Regions from separate parts of the Homo sapiens genome. Here regions 2 and 3 are each linked to region 1. The links are chromatin contacts, found by Hi-C or POLR2A ChIA-PET in ENCODE. All regions are on one chromosome and are shown on one strand. Each heading gives the region's core, a stretch centred on a gene start or an enhancer-like site at or near the end of the contact. The rest is flanking DNA. Distances are from core to core; before and after follow the strand shown.

Region 1 (2,892 bases), core at 179-2,678:
ATAGTAAGGCTGAGCCCTAATCAGGGTGAAGGGCAAGGTCAGACATCGGAGGACCACTGAAATGTCCATTCTGTCCCACCTGGTACAGCAAACGCCACCATGGAGCAGGACTCAGCCATGAAAAGGAACAAGGCTCTGATGCCGGCCACAGTGTGGATGGACCTTGAGGACATCACACTCTATGAAAGGAGCCAGAGACAGAGGGCCACGCAGTGTGTGATCCCATTTCTACGAAATGTCCAGGACAGGCCCATCCATGGGGACAGGGAGGGGATGCGTGTGTGGCAGGGCTGCCGGGGGGAGATGGGGAGTGACTGCTCATGGGGGACAGGGCTTCTTTTGGGGGTGATAGGATGTTCCGGAATTAGATAAAGGAGATGGTTGCACAACTCTGTGAATGTAAAAACCGCTGAGCTGCACATTTTTAAAGGGTGAGTTTTACGCTGTGTCAGTTATATCTCAATAAAGCTAATCCTAGCATTTTGGGAGGACGAGGGGGGGGCGCGGATCACCTGAGGTCGGGAGTTCAAGACCAGCCTGACCAACATAAAGAAACCCCGTCTCTACTAAAAATACAAAATTAGCCAGGCATGGTGGTGCGCGCCTGTATTCGCAGCTACTTGGGAGGCTGAGGCAGGAGAATTGCTTGAACCCGGGAGGTAGAGGTTGCAGGTTGCAGTGAGCCGAGATCGCGCCATAGCACTCCAGCCTGGGCAACAAGAGCAAAACTCTGTCTCAAAAACAGAAAAGAAAAGAGGAGAGGGGAGGGGAGGGGAGGGGAGGGGAGGGGAGGGGAGAGGAGAGGACCCTGTAGAATGAAAGAAAGGCAGATCCCCCTGCACCCTGGCTACAGGCCGTCGTCCCGACCCCTCTCTCTGCAGGCAGGTCACTGCCCCCCTCACAAACCTCTGTCCTGATCCCCCAACCCACACACCAGAGCTGGGCCCATGCACCGGGAAACCTGCCACCCCAGGGGCCACTCCAGTCTCAGACCAACAGGATATTAAAAAAGGCGAAACCTCAGAACCGTTTCCTATCGAAACCAATTAGAAAGCTCTTGGGTATGAGTCCAATGTTTTCAAGCAACTAAAGGCAAAAGAGAAGATTTTCAACGAAACATCCCAGCTGGGGGTGAGCTTCTTAGGGTCCTGTCATCGGCCACCCTAGAGGGACCTAGGGGTGAGCTTATGCCGTCAGCACCCCCAGCCAACGTGGGTCGGCCAGTTAGCTGGGCGTGGTGTTGTGCGCCTGTAATCCCAGCTACTTGGGAGGTTGAGGCAGGAGAATTGCTTGAACCCGGGAAGTGGAGGTTGCAGTGAGCCGAAATCGTGCCATTGCACTCTGGCTCCGGGCAACAGAGCAAGACAGCTCTGTGCAGAGAACAGACTCCTGCGGTGGAAATGCTGGCTGCCTTTGAGGCTGGGTTCTGTGACCTTGGGTTTCCCAGCCTGAGCTTCCAGTTTCATTTATAAAAGGGGTGACGTGGCCGCCTTCCTGCAGGCGCTCTGAAGGTGGCAGATTACACAGAGGTGGTACGACTCATACAGGTTTCTGCAAACGGGGGCCCCATCAACAGTCACCTTTCCTTAGCACAGCGCCTTCCTCCTGGGGTGACCTCGCCCCTTCCTGCACACCCCAGGAGCTTCCTGAGACCTGAGTAAAGCTCACTTCCCTTGCAAGGGGTTTAGTGACGTCCCTTCAAAATTCTTGTCCACGGGGAACCTCGGAAAATGACTGTTACGGACTAATTGCATTTGCTTAAAACTTATGTTGAAGCTGGATGTGGTGGTCCACACCTGTGGTCCCAGCTACTCGGGAAGCTGAGGCGGGAGGATTGCTTGAGCCCTAGGATTTCAGGGCTGCAGTGAGCTATGATGCTGCCACTGCACTCCAGCCTGTGCAACACAGCAGCAAGACTCCAGACACAAAAAATTAATTAAAGAAAAATGGCTGGGCACAGTGGCTCACTCCTGTAATCCCAGCACTTTGGGAGGCCGAGGTGGGCAGATCACCTGAGATAAGGAGTTCGAGACCAGCCTGACCAACATGGACAAACCTCATCTCTACTAAAAACACAAAGTTAGCCGGGCGTGTTGGTGCGCGCCTGTAATCCCAGCTACTCGGGAGGCTGAGGCAGGAGAATTGCTTGAACCTGGGAGGCAGAGGTTGCAGTGAGCCAAGATGGCACCACTGCACTCCAGCCTGGGTGACAGAGCAAGACCTCATCTAAAACAAACAAACAAACAAACAAACAAAAACAAAGAAGGAGACACAGAGAGACAGCAGAAAACAGAAGCAGAGACTGGAGCAATTCGACGGTAAGCACAAGCCAGGTTTGCCAGAGCCCCCAGAAGCCAGAGGACGCGGAAGGATCCTCTCCTGTAGCGCCCAGGGGAGCACAGCTCTGCAGACAGCTTGGTTTAGTACTTCTGCCCTCCAGAACCGTGAGAGGACACACGTCTGCGGATTGATACTTCCGGGTCTGTGGTCACCTGTTATGGCAGCCACAAGAGGCTCGTCTGCCCCTTTTCTCTCCCCTTCCTTCATGCTGATCACCACGGAGGAGTGAGTTCGATTCCCTCTGCCTGCCCAAAACCCTCATCAACTTTTTTTTTTTTTCTCTCTCTTTTGAGACGGAGTCTTGCTCTGTCACCCAGGCTGGAGTGCAGTGGCGAGATCTCGGCTCACTGCAAGCTCTGCCTCCCGGGTTCACGCCATTCTCCTGCCTCAGCCTCCTGAGTAGCTGGGACTACAGGCGCCCGCCACCACACCCGGCTAATTTTTTGTATTTTCAGTAGAGACGGGGTTTCACCATGTTAGCCAGGATGGTCTCGATCTCCTGACCTTGTGATCCGCCTGTGTCGGCCTCCCAAAGTGCTGGGATTACAGGCA
Region 2 (2,892 bases), core at 226-2,725, 740 kb before region 1:
CCAACCTCACTAGACAGCCTTGCCCAACCCAACCACCCTTTGCACCTCACTGCCAACGCTCTCAGAGTCCTCAAAGCTGGGACAGGACCCCTTACACGCTCTTTCCACAGCTTGTATTTTTCACACGTTTGGCCAGATCTCCCCCCACCTCCAAACCAGAAACTCTATGAGAGCAGGACCATGACCTGCCACTCACTAAAGGAATGGGCAGGTGGTAGGCAGCACAGAATTAAGGAGGAAGCACAGGAGGAAAAGAATCCCCAAGGTCCGCCAGCTTTGACAGGGAAGGGAAAGTCTAGTCTCCTCTCCTCTCCAGCCACAGGTACCTGGAACCTCCCTAGTGTCACTAATGGGCGTGGACTGGGGAGTGCAAACCCAGACGCCTCACTCACTGGGCACACACCCTTGACACCCTGAATCCCACCAATTCCGTTCCCACGCACTTAACTGGGCAACCCTCTGCAAGCTAGAGGTGTTCTGAGGACCAGCAAGCAACCGAGCAGCCAAAATACTGGAAGATGACCTACATATGGGAGACGGTGACTGCACCTCACTCAACCAGTCAGGGTGGGAAACCCGCCTGGGGGGAGGCGCGGCCATATCAGAGGGCAGACAAACGGGCCAGGTGACAGGGGGATGGGACAGAGGGACAAGCAGGAGCAAAATCCGAGGTGACAGAGCAGGCTCCTGGCTAGAGCAGACCCTGGGAGGAAGAAGTGAGCAGAAGGGTCCTAAGAGAGAGCCTGGGACGGGTGAGGTCGCGCCCCCGAGAGTTTGCACTTCATCCTGGGAGAAATGGCGGGGCCGCGAAGAAGTCCCGAGCAAGCGATGGACAACATAGGAGAAGGGCTGCATCCCGGAGAACGGACGCGAGCGGAGGCCGGGAAGCCCGCCCAGGAGTCAGGGTGGCAGGAAGAAGCCTGACAAGGGAAACAGCGACTGGGAGCTGGTTGGGAAGCAGGGCTCGGGAGGGCCCCTGGGAGCTGCCTTGGGGGGCGAGAGGCCGAAGCGTTTGTCGGACTGGGGGCAGTTTCGGGGCAAAAGAGCGGAATCCGCGGCTCGGACGGGTGCTCCCCGAAGGCAAGGGCCGCGTCCGCAGGAGGGTGGGAGCGCAACCCACGCCGGAGGGCTGAATGGATGGGGACAGGGCTTTCCCAATCACAGACGCTCATCCGCGGTCCGCGCCCCTGCTCTGGGCTCCTCGGGCAGGACCCGCGGAAGCCCTGGGACTGCAGGGGTCTCGGGGACGTCCAACCGGGCTGTCAGGCCCTCGAGGCCCGGCCCGGGACCCCGCGCGGCCGCGCCCGCCCCCGCCCCTGCCCGGCACTCACCACCCCGGCCCGCGCCCCCGGGCCCCAGGGCCGCGCTCCATGGCTCCCGGCCGCCCGCCCGTGCGTCCGTCGGTCCCTCCGCACCCCTGCCCGGCCTCCTGCACCGCCACCGCCGCAGCTCCCCCCACGGACGGAAGTGAGCCTCGTTCTCACCACCGCCCCGGAAGTGACGCGAGGAGCGCGCGGGGCGGGGGTCTGCAGGCACAGAGCGACCGCGCGACTAGCGTCCTGGGGGCGGGGCTGATATGTCGAGGGGCGTGGCCTGCTGCTCTGTGGGCGGGGCCAAACTTAGGTTTCATTCACTTGGGGACCCGGAATAGGTTGAGGCCAGTAAAGTTCTCGCCTGGAAAACAAAATTTACAGGGACGCCAAAAAAAACTCAGACATCAACATTTAGAAATGTTTTAAAATATTTTTCTTTATGAGATGGAGTCGCGCTCTGTCGCCCAGGCTGGAGTACAATGGCGCGATCTCAGCTCACTGCAACTTCTGCCTCCTGGGATCAAGCGATTCTCCTGCCTCAGCCTCCTGAGTAGCTGGGATTACCGGCGCCCACCACCATGCCCAGCTAATTTTTGTGTTTTCAGTAGAGACGGGGTTTCCCCATGTTGGCCAGTGTGGCCTCGAACTCCTGACCCCAGAATCCTCCTGCCTCAGCCTCCCAAAGTGTTGGGATTACAGGCATCAGCCACCGCACCTGGCCTCTTTTTTTTAACATAGAGTCTACTCTGTCACCCAGGCTGGTGCCATCATAGCTCACTGCAGCCTCGACCTCCCAGGATCAAGTGAACCTCCTACTTCAGCCTCCTGAGTAGCTAGGACTATAGGCACAAGCCACCATGACCAGCTTATTTAAAGTCTTTATATATTGCTCATCAGAAATTCTTTTGCATTAGTTTTTAAAATATTACATTAGGCCGGGCACGGTGGCTCATGCCTGTAATCCCAGCACTTTGGGAGACTGAAACAGGTAGATCACCTGAAGTCAGGAGTTTGAGACCAAGCCTGACCAACGTGGTGAAACCCTGTCTCTACTAAAAATACAAATATTAGCCGGGCATGGTGGCACGCGCCTGTAGTCCCAGCTACTCCGGAGGCTGAGGCAGGAGAATCGCTTGAACCCGGGAGGCGAAGGTTGCAGTGAGCCAAGATCGGGCCACTGTGCTCCAGCCCAAGTGACAGAGCAAGAAGACTGTCTCAGATAAATAAATAAATAAATAAATAAATAAATAAATAAATAAATAAAACTATGATCACTCCACTGCATTCCAGCCTGGGCGAGAGAGCAAGATCCTGTCTCTTAAAAAAATTTCATTATGGGCTGGGCGCGGTGGCTCACGCCTATAATCCCAGCACTTTGGGAGGCCGAGTCGGGCAGATCATGAGGTTAGGAGATCAAGACCATCCTGGCTAACACGGTGAAACCTCATCTCTACTAAAAATACAAAAAGATAGCCGGGCGTGGTGGCGGGCGCCTGTAGTCCCAGCTACTCGGGAGGCTGAGGCAGGAGAACGGCGTGAACCCAGGAGGCAGAGCTTGCAGTGAGCTGAGACCGCGCCA
Region 3 (2,892 bases), core at 270-2,769, 610 kb before region 1:
GGGGTCACCAGTAGGGGTCCCAGGGGGAGAGGGGCGGCAGGCAAGGGTGCAGGGCCTGGGGATGGAGGGGTCCTGAGGATCCCCGGGTATAGGGATGGAGGGGTGTGGCATGTGGGGTCATGGGTCCTAGAAACAGTGGGTTGGGGTCCTGGGAATGGAGGAGCAGATAGGGGTACACGTCCCAGGGTTGGAGGGTCACAGGAGTCCCAGGGGTGGTGGGTGGGGGTGCAGGGCCAGGGCATGGAGGGGACCCAGGGATGCAGGCCAGGTGGGGTCCAGGGATGGAGGGGCCTGGGGTGTAGGCAGGGGTTCCAGCCGGAGGTGGAGGGGCCCAGGGATCTGGGGGCAGAGGTGTCTGGGGACCTGGGGTGCAGGGAGGGGTGAGGTCCAGGGATGGAGCGTCCTGGGGATGGAAGAATGGAGGGTCCTAGGGTGCAGGCGGGGGGTGGAGGGCCCTGAGGATGGGGTATTCAGGGTTCTGGGGTGCGGGCTGGGTGGGGTTTGAGGATGGAGGGGCCCAGGGGCTCCAAGTGCAGGCCGAGTTGGAGGGTCCCAGGAACGGAGGGTACCGGAGTGCAGGCTGGGTGGGTCCAGGGACGGAGGAGAGCAGGGGTCCCAGGGGTACAGGGCCTGGGATCCCGGGGAACAGGCTGGGGGCGCAAGCCAGAGGTGGAGGATCCAGGGGGGCCTGGGGATGGAGGGGTGCAGAGGCCCAGAGTGCAGGCCTGGTGGGGTCTGGGGACAGAGAGGTGCAGAGGCAGGGACAGAGGGGTGCAGAGCCCAGGGAACTGGGTGGAGTCTAGGGATGGAAGGGTGCAGGCCCCGGGGTGCAGGCCGGGTCGGTTTCAGGACCGGAGGGGTGCAGGGGTCCCAGGGACAGAGGGGTGCAGGGCCTCAGGTGCAGGCCCCGGGGTGCAGGCCGAGTTGGGTTCGGAGCCTGAGGATGCAGGGGTGCAGGGGTCCCGGGGACAGAGGGGTGCAGGGCTCGGGGATGGAGGGGTGCGGGGGTCTCGGGGACAGAGGGGTGCAGGGCCTCAGGTGCAGGGCCCGGGCAGCAGGCTGGGTGGGTCGGGGCCAGGGCTGGCGGGGTCGGGGCGCCCACCTGTGCGCGGGGATGCGCTGCGAGCTGAGCCCCTTGCCCACCAGGAAGTGCACGTCGCACAGCACCTCGTTGTTGAAGAGGAAGGCGAAGCGCTCCTGCACGGTGGGCTTGCTGGCCTGCCAGTTGTACGCGGCCTCGCGCTGCAGCGCCGCCGCCCCCGGGCCCGCCGCCTCCTCCGCCCGCTCCGCGCCCGCGGCCTGCGCGTCTGTCCCGGGGCCCGGCGGGGCGGGCGGCGTCGGCCCAGGGGCGGCGGCGGCGGCGGCGGCGGCGGCGGCGGCGGCGGCCGCGTTGCCGGGGGCCGGGGTGGCGGCGGCGTTGGCGCTGGGCCCGGGACTGCCCCCCGTGCCCGGGCCGACCCCGACCCCCGGCGGGCACGACGCACGCCCGCCGCTCCCACCCGCCGCCATTTTGTGGCTGCGGCGTGGGCGGGGGAGGGGAGGAGGGAAGGAGGGAGGGGAGGAGGGAAGGAGGGAGGGGAAAGGAGGAGAGTAGGGGGAGGAGGGGGAGGAGGGAGGGGAGGGGAAAAGAGGAGGGAGGGGAAAGGAGGGGAGGAGGGAGGGGAGGGGAAGCGGGAAGGAGGGAGGGGAGGAGAGGGAGGGGAAAGGAGGGGGAAGGAGGGAGGGGAGGAGAGGGAGGGGAAAGGAGGGGGAAGGAGGGAGGGGAGGAGAGGGAGGGGAAAGGAGGGGGAAGGAGGGAGGGGAGGAGAGGGAGGGGAAAGGAGGGGGAAGGAGGGAGGGGAGGAGAGGGAGGGGAAAGGAGGGGAGGTGGGAGGGGAGGAGGGAGGGGAGAAGGGAGGTGAATGGGGGAGGCTGTTGCAGGGGAGGGGACGGGGAGGAGAGGGAAGAGTAGGAGGGGCCTGTAGAGGGGAGGAGCTGGTGGAAGACCTCTTGCTCCACTCCCTAAGCATCCTGACCTGAAGCCCAGACTCCAGACCGAGGTCCAGAATTTGGGGTCCAGGCACCAGGCCCCAGACTCCAGACCGGGAATCCTAAACCCTGGAGCACAGACCTCAGTCCGGGATCCCAGGCCTCAGACCTTGAATCCTAGATCCCAGACTCTGAACCCCAGACTTCAGACTCCGGATTCCAGATCCCATACCTCAGACCCGGAACCCCCAACCCAAAGACCAAGCGCAAACTCCAGACCCCAGACCCCGGACCCAGGTGGCGGGCCTGCTCCGTGGCGCAGGCTCCGCTGTACAGAGACATAGCCTGAGGCCGGGAAGCTGCGGATGAGCGAGCAGGATGCAGGCCACGTGCACTGACACTCAGCAGACGCCCAGCACCCTCTCCAGGCCAGGTGTGGGGGGTGGTCAGTGTGGACGGAGCTGGGACTCCCCCAAAACGCTTACTACATACATAATGTCAAGGTAGACAAATGCCACAAAGATTGAGGAACCAGGTCGGGCGCAGTGGCTCACGCCTGTAATCCCAGCACTTCAGGAGGCCAAGGCGGGGGGTGCATCACCTAAGGTCAAGAGTTGGAGACCAGCCTGGGCAACATGGCAAAACCCTGTCTCTACAAAAAATACAAAAATTAGCCAGGCGCGGTGGCTCACGTCTGTAATCCCAGCACTTTGGGAGGCCGAGGCGGGCGGATCACCAGGTCGGGAGATCGAGACCATCCTGGTGAAACCCCATCATGGTGAAACCCCATCTCTACTAAAAATACGAAAATTAGCCAGGCTTGGTGGCGGGTGCCTGTAATCCCAGCTACTCGGGAGGCTGAGGCAGGAGAATCACTTGAACCTGGGAGGCGGAGGTTGCAGTGAGCCGAGACCGCGCCATTGC

The links. Hi-C counts contacts between places; a loop is a spot of excess contacts on that map. ChIA-PET counts read pairs that join two places held with the same protein, here RNA polymerase II (POLR2A). Pooled maps may share reads with other maps.
Region 2: a pooled map shows a loop between it and region 1 (3-fold over the local background). The contact joins the promoter of ABHD17A here to the enhancer-like site in region 1. A Hi-C loop is called at or near these places in 1 of 37 single-sample maps with no recorded cell type and 5 of 50 pooled maps. POLR2A ChIA-PET finds 5 or more read pairs at or near these places in 1 of 52 experiments (activated T-cell).
Region 3: a loop to region 1 is called in a map with no recorded cell type, with 4 times the contacts of the local background. The contact joins the promoter of BTBD2 here to the enhancer-like site in region 1. A Hi-C loop is called at or near these places in 2 of 37 single-sample maps with no recorded cell type and 2 of 50 pooled maps. POLR2A ChIA-PET finds 5 or more read pairs at or near these places in 1 of 52 experiments (H1).

The regions. Positions count from the first base shown.
Region 1 is chr19:2,619,468-2,622,359 of GRCh38, forward strand. All of the region lies in intron 2 of GNG7 (G protein subunit gamma 7), which reads right to left. Among named protein-coding and RNA genes, the nearest start is that of MIR7850, 9.8 kb to the right of the region's middle. RefSeq lists enhancers at 1,331-1,630, 2,510-2,709. Within about 2 kb of position 1,429, at least 25 of the 41 ENCODE cell types and tissues checked have a DNase peak (open chromatin) inside an H3K27ac peak, as active enhancers do.
Region 2 is chr19:1,884,021-1,886,912 of GRCh38, forward strand. It overlaps ABHD17A (abhydrolase domain containing 17A, depalmitoylase), which reads right to left and starts at 1,476. Exons shown (of 5, transcript NM_001130111.2): 1 at 1,332-1,476. RefSeq lists a silencer at 741-888.
Region 3 is chr19:2,014,195-2,017,086 of GRCh38, forward strand. It overlaps BTBD2 (BTB domain containing 2), which reads right to left and starts at 1,520. Exons shown (of 9, transcript NM_017797.4): 1 at 1,103-1,520. The coding sequence starts at 1,509. It overlaps LOC107985278 (a long non-coding RNA gene), which reads right to left. Exons shown (of 4, transcript XR_001753845.2): 4 at 2,151-2,892. RefSeq lists silencers at 1,117-1,166, 1,177-1,326.